Regions from separate parts of the Homo sapiens genome. Here region 1 is linked to region 2. Evidence: chromatin contacts called from ENCODE Hi-C or POLR2A ChIA-PET data. All regions are on one chromosome and are shown on one strand. The core of a region is the stretch at or near the end of the contact, and the rest is flanking DNA. Distances in the headings are between cores, read along the strand shown. Region 1 holds the start of TCF7 (transcription factor 7). Region 2 has its middle 88 kb from the start of WSPAR.

Evidence for each region. A loop is a pair of places that touch in the nucleus more often than their neighbours do. ChIA-PET counts read pairs that join two places held with the same protein, here RNA polymerase II (POLR2A). Pooled maps may share reads with other maps.
Region 1: a pooled map shows a loop between it and region 2 (9-fold over the local background). The contact joins the promoter of TCF7 here to the enhancer-like site in region 2. A Hi-C loop is called at or near these places in 5 of 37 single-sample maps with no recorded cell type and 5 of 50 pooled maps. POLR2A ChIA-PET finds 5 or more read pairs at or near these places in 1 of 52 experiments (H1).

Annotation. Positions count from the first base shown.
Region 1 is chr5:134,113,278-134,115,977 of GRCh38, reverse strand. TCF7 (transcription factor 7) reads right to left here and starts at 1,297. Exons shown (of 10, transcript NM_003202.5): 1 at 823-1,297; 2 at 591-657; 3 at 1-69. The coding sequence starts at 1,071. It also overlaps a transcript of VDAC1 not described here. RefSeq lists a silencer at 1,221-1,340 and an enhancer at 1,431-1,660.
Region 2 is chr5:133,824,330-133,827,111 of GRCh38, reverse strand. It overlaps a transcript of FSTL4 not described here. Among named protein-coding and RNA genes, the nearest start is that of WSPAR, 88 kb to the left of the region's middle. RefSeq lists an enhancer at 2,243-2,292. Within about 2 kb of position 1,356, at least 6 of the 41 ENCODE cell types and tissues checked have a DNase peak (open chromatin) inside an H3K27ac peak, as active enhancers do.

The DNA.
Region 1 (2,700 bases), core at 48-2,547, 290 kb before region 2:
TGAGCAGATTGAAGGCGGAGTAGACGGTCTCTTTGTACATGCCGCTGGTGCACTCCGGGGCCTTCAGGCCTGGAAAAACCACAGCTGGGTCAGACACACCAGCCCTGGCAGCGGCTGGGACTGAAGGCTGTCTGCTCTTGAGAGAAAAAGAATTGCCAAGGGGTCCCCTGCAAGTTCCTGACTTGGGAAGGAACGGGCTGGGAGTATCGGCAGTGCCAAGTTTTAGGGGAAGGACCTGGAGGGCAGGCCTCCCCGAGGTGGCCCCTACTTGACCTCCCACCCCCCGCCCTCCAACCAAGAAACCTTGGCCAATTCTGTCTCCTGAAGGCGGCGGATTAGTCAGTCACCTGGGCAGGAGGGGAGGCGGGGATGGCGGGGGTCTGTTTACTCCTATAAAGGTCAGGGCACCGGAAGTGACTCGACCCGGCGGCGCCCGGGAAGCCCGCCCCCCACTCTCCACCCCTGGGTTCTGCCGCCTCCTGAGCTGCGGTGGGGGAGGCACCCGGCTCCCCGCGGTCCTTGGCGTCCCCGTCCCACCGAGGCCAGGGCCTGAGCGCGACGAAGGGAAGCCGGGCCGGGCAGAAACTCACCGTCCTCCAGGGGCTCTGGAAGTTTGTCCGGGAAGAGTCTCTGCGCAGCGTGTTCCCGCCCGAGAGCCTGGAGGGAGAACCGGAGGGGAGTGAGGGGCGGTGGGACCGCGGGGGTCGGGGCCGACGCCGGGGCAGGGACGCTCTGCGCGCTGGAGACCCCGAGGGCCGCGCGCAACTGGGGCGGCGCGGCGCGGCGACCGCGGGGGAGGAGCCGGCGCCGGCGGGGGCTCACCTCGGCCTCGCCGCGGGCCCCGGCGCCGGCCCCCGGGACCCCCGGGATCCCTGCGCCGCCGGCCGCGCCCTCGGACTCGTTCACGAGCGACGACTTGAGCTCGGCCAGGTCGCGCTCGGGACCGGCGGCGCTGTCGCGGCTCTTGTCGTCCTGCTCCTCGCCTTCATCCTGGAAGGCCAGCAGCTCGTCCGGCGCGCCGAGGTCGTCGCCGCCGCCCGCGCCGCCCCCGCCGGAGTCCAGCTGCGGCATGGTGCGCTCCGCCCGCCGGGGCGCGGGGCGCTGGGCGCCGGGAGTGCGGGGCGCGGAGCCGGCCCGGGGGGCGGCGAGCCCGGAGTCCGAACCTCCGAGCTCGGATCGCGGCGGGCGGAGCGCGGGCTGACTCCGCCTGGGCGGGCTGCAGGCGCGGGCTAGGGCGCGGGGCAGAGCGGCTCCGCGAGCTGGCGGGTCGGAACATCAAAGGCGCCGCCGGCCGAGTGCCGGGGGCGGGGCGGGCACTGGGGGCGGGCCGGGCCGGGGGCGGGACACAGGTCCGCCCCGCCTCTCCTCTCCCGGGAGAGGCCGGGACGCGCCCACTCGGCATAGCCTTAAAGGGCTCGCTCTTCCGGAGCGCACCCTGAGAGAGACGTCGGACAAGCCTGGGAATGATCACCCTTCTCCCGAAACGCAGAGACTCTAACGGGAACTCCTGACCCCGCTTACTCACCTACAACCAGATATTCCCCCTGCTTTCTGCGCCCAGGTTTCTCCTCCGGCTGTGGAGGGCGGGGGTCCCCTAGGCCCTTGGGACTTGGGCGTGGCTTACCATCGCAGCCGTGGTGTGAACTGTATCGTGCCCAGGCTCCAATGCGCCCTGTGCTTTGAACTGGGGGCTTCCTAGGGCTTGAGGCTGCTTGAGGCTGTGCTCGTACCCCAGGGAACCGGCAGCGTTGGAACTCCGCGGCGCTGTTGCGGCTCTTGCCCCATCCTCCATCCCTGTGCCAATCAGGGACTTCCTTCTAGGCCGCCTGCATACAGTGCGAACATAAGTATACCCCCCTTCGCACATTTATTGAGCTCCTGTTGCGTGCAGAGCTTATACATCACACATCTGTGACGGGCCCCTCAGTCAGGCGACGGCTCCGAGCCGCGAACACAGCCAAGAGCACCGGACCTCAGCCGATCCTCCAAGTCCCAGCCCCTATGACTCTCCCAACTCGGTTCCGTGACTAGAACCTGCAGCCCGGAGACTCGGAACTTTGGGCAGCCACGTGGGCGCGGGATTCCGACATGGGTCGCTCGTCCACAGCAACTCAACCCTAGAAGTCGCATTTAGGGAGCCCATGACTCTGAAGTTGACCCTGGCCTGACTAACCCTCTAACCCTCGCTCGATCCAGGCTGAAACATCTAGATTTGCGGAGCGCGGGAAAGTGCCTGGATTCCAGCGCATCTGTATGGCACCCGGGTCTGCGTCCACGCGGGCCTCCACGGCGCGCTTGGCCTGGCTCAGCCCCTGCATCTACAAAAGACGCCGGTCCTTTGGATCGCGATGCAGTCAACAGCAGCTCCCCTAGCAGGTTTCTGTGCTGGGTTCACTGTAGACGCTCACGCCTCTTCTGAGAGCAGTTGGGATAGAGGGTATTTGGGGGAGGGCCGGGTATTGGACGCCTCTCCCTCTGAGGGCCCCACAGGACCCCTGGCAGCGGTGCAAAGCCGGGCCGGAAGACAGCCGTGCCTCCCTCCGGGTCCAGGCCCAGCGTGGCTGGCTGTGGATCAAAGAGCTAGGCCATGCTTCCCTGTGTTCAGATCCTATCTGTGCCCGCCCAGCCGGGTGTCTCGGACACCAGCCCCCACACCCCCCTCCCCCGCCACCTCCGGGCTAGGGTGCCCACTTTTCCTCC
Region 2 (2,782 bases), core at 107-2,606:
GCTGCTTCCCTGGAGTGGGGAAAGCAAATGGCTCCTCTGCAGGCCGTCTTTACGGACCCACAAAGTTCCTGCTCCCATCTGGGCCTGGGGCGGGACTGTCACTGGGCGTGCCATTGGGCCTTCTGTGGTGAGAGGGGAGGAGGGCAAGGCCTGTTCTCAGATCCCTGCCCTGCTGGGCCCTGTTATTGGAATCACACTGGGTGCTGGTGACATCCTAAGAAAAGACAGAATTTTAGTTATTAAGTCAGTGGCAGTGGTGGGATTCAAACCCAGTGCTTCCTGACTCTAAAAGCCAGACTCTTGTTTTATTCCCTTAGGTTGGGGTATAGACTAGGTTGAATAGGTGGTCCCCCAAAAGATGTATCTACGTCCCTGAGCCCAGTGTGTGTGACTTTATTTGGAAAAACAGTTTTGCAGGTGAAATTAAATTAAGGATCTTGAGATGGGGTGATACTCCTGGATTACCTAGGTGGGCCCTGCATCCAAGTGTCCTTGTAGGAGAAAGGCCAACGGGGGATTTGAGACACAGAGAAGACACACGAAGAGGAGGCAGTGTGGCCACAGAGGCAGAGGTTGGAGTGATGCGGCCACAAGTCAAGGAATGCTGATGGCCACCAGAAGCTGAAAGAGGCAAAGGCAGCTTCTCCCTTAGGGTCCCTGGAGGGAGTCTGGTGTGGCAGGATTCTGGGCTTCTGGGCTTCAGAACTGTGGGAGAATCATTTCTGTCGTTATAAGCCACCCAGTTTGTGGTCCTTTGTTATGGCAGCCACAGGAAACTAACATGGGTGGCTCAGCACAAGTCAAAGGCTGGGATTTTCAGTCCCTTTGCAATCACTGTGGCATCTTTTTAGATATCAGAGGCAGTCCTGTCAGGCTGAGCATGGAGCCATGTGGCGCCATCTGAATCCATCTCTCCAGGCCTCTGGTGACATCGCAAGCTGCCCTAGTCTCAGTGTCCCTCTCATGTAGCCTGGAGTCCCCAGCCATGGAGCGCAGTGGAAGCTGACCTGATGCTGCATGTACTTTTGTGAATTGATTTTGCTCAGCTCAGAAGTTGCCTGCTTCTCACCTGGAGGCAGTGGCAGGAAGTTGGTGGTGTTTGGGGCCTTTTGCCCTGAAGTGGCACACCCCTTCTGCAGCCTCACCGGCAGGCGACCTCAAGGAAGGTTATAAATAGCAGCCGGGGATGGGTTCTGAGTGCCTTGAGGTGGAAACACAATACTTGATGACAGCTGAGCACAGGGGGAGACAGCTCGATGCTGGGGGCCATTGCTTCTCCGCAGCTCTGACGGTAATCAGAGCAGGCAGATGTCACCGACAGCTGGAGCTAATGGGCTGTCAGACAGGGCCGGACCAACCTGGGACATCCTCCGTGCTCCCTGGCACAAGTCCAGTCCAGACCGAGGGCACTCAAGCATGGGACGCCAGGGGAACGGCTTTGATGCCTACTGGTGAGGGCCATGCCCCTCCCTGCCTGGTGAAGCCTTGTTAGGAGTTGGTGGCTCTCCTGCACCCACCCCCGCGGATAGTTTTATTTTTCATCAGTGGGAAATGGTCATTTGAATTACTGATGAGAGATTAAAACTAAGCTAATTCAGTTCAATTTCTTCAATAGACAAAACTATTGATAATTAACCTAGAAGCAAAGGTCAATGCAGTGGTAAATGGCTGCAGAGGCAGAGGAATTGCAATGAGGAGCTATTAGTTTGTGCTAAGGTGGAAATTATACAAGAACCATCTTGAGAAACACTTTGAAATGAGTTCAAGATTCCAGACCAAAGTTTGGTGCCCACCTGAAAGACCTGCATCTCAGCCTGGGGACTTTTGAGCATAGGATTGGCAGGGCTTGTTTCTTGACTATGAAGTCCTGAAAAAGGAGTGAGCTGTGGTTTCTGGGGGGTGTGTCCTTCAAGGTGGCGTGGGAGTAGGGAGACCTGAGGCCTGGTTTTAACTGGTTTTGACTCCTGAGTCTCTGTGTGAGTGCAGCGAGGCACTGAGTCCCTGAGTGACCTCAGTGTCTCTGTGAAGTGAGGAGGTGGAGCCAGGCCACTGAGCCTCTTCATCTCTGCCACCACGGACTCTTGCCCTGTGGTTGTAATGAATGATTCCAGGGACACCAGGAAAAGGTGGGCAGGAAGCTGTGGTGCCCTCTCTATTTTTACACACAGCCACCCTCTGAAGGGGATTCACGCTGTGATTTATTAACTTGTCTGTCTGTGGAGTTGGGTGTCTTGGTGGGAGTCCTGGACTCAGGTACCATTTAGCAACCTTGAGAGTTCAAAGGGCTCAGCCATTGGACATGGTATGTGGTGGTTTCCCGGTGCATGCCTGGCTCCACCTCTCCCCTGCTCAAGGATGCCTGCGTGCTTTGGGCAGGAAAAGCCAAACTTGGTTGCTTTGGCAACAGGGGTCTTGGTGAGAAGCTGGTACACAAGCAGGTGCTTCCAGTGTGCCAGAGAAAGGCACAGGGCCTTCTTCGCCCCGAGTCTTCTTACTTCTCTGATGGAGCTGAGTCATGCATCACCTCTTGTTTAATGGTGGTGAAATATACTCAGGTACTCTGATACTGTGAAATATACATTTGGTCTTCATCTCCCTTTCCTGGCAAGAGATCCTGAAGCCCTGGAATCTCTAGAGGGATATGAGTGTCTTTTGTCTGCTTCTGAGATGGCTGGTGGCCCCTAAATAGCCTCAGGATGGGGGCACATGCCTTGTTCTGTGGATCTCTTTCACCTGGATTAAACTGGTAAATGTAAGTAAAGCGTTTCCCTGAGTTCTGTGA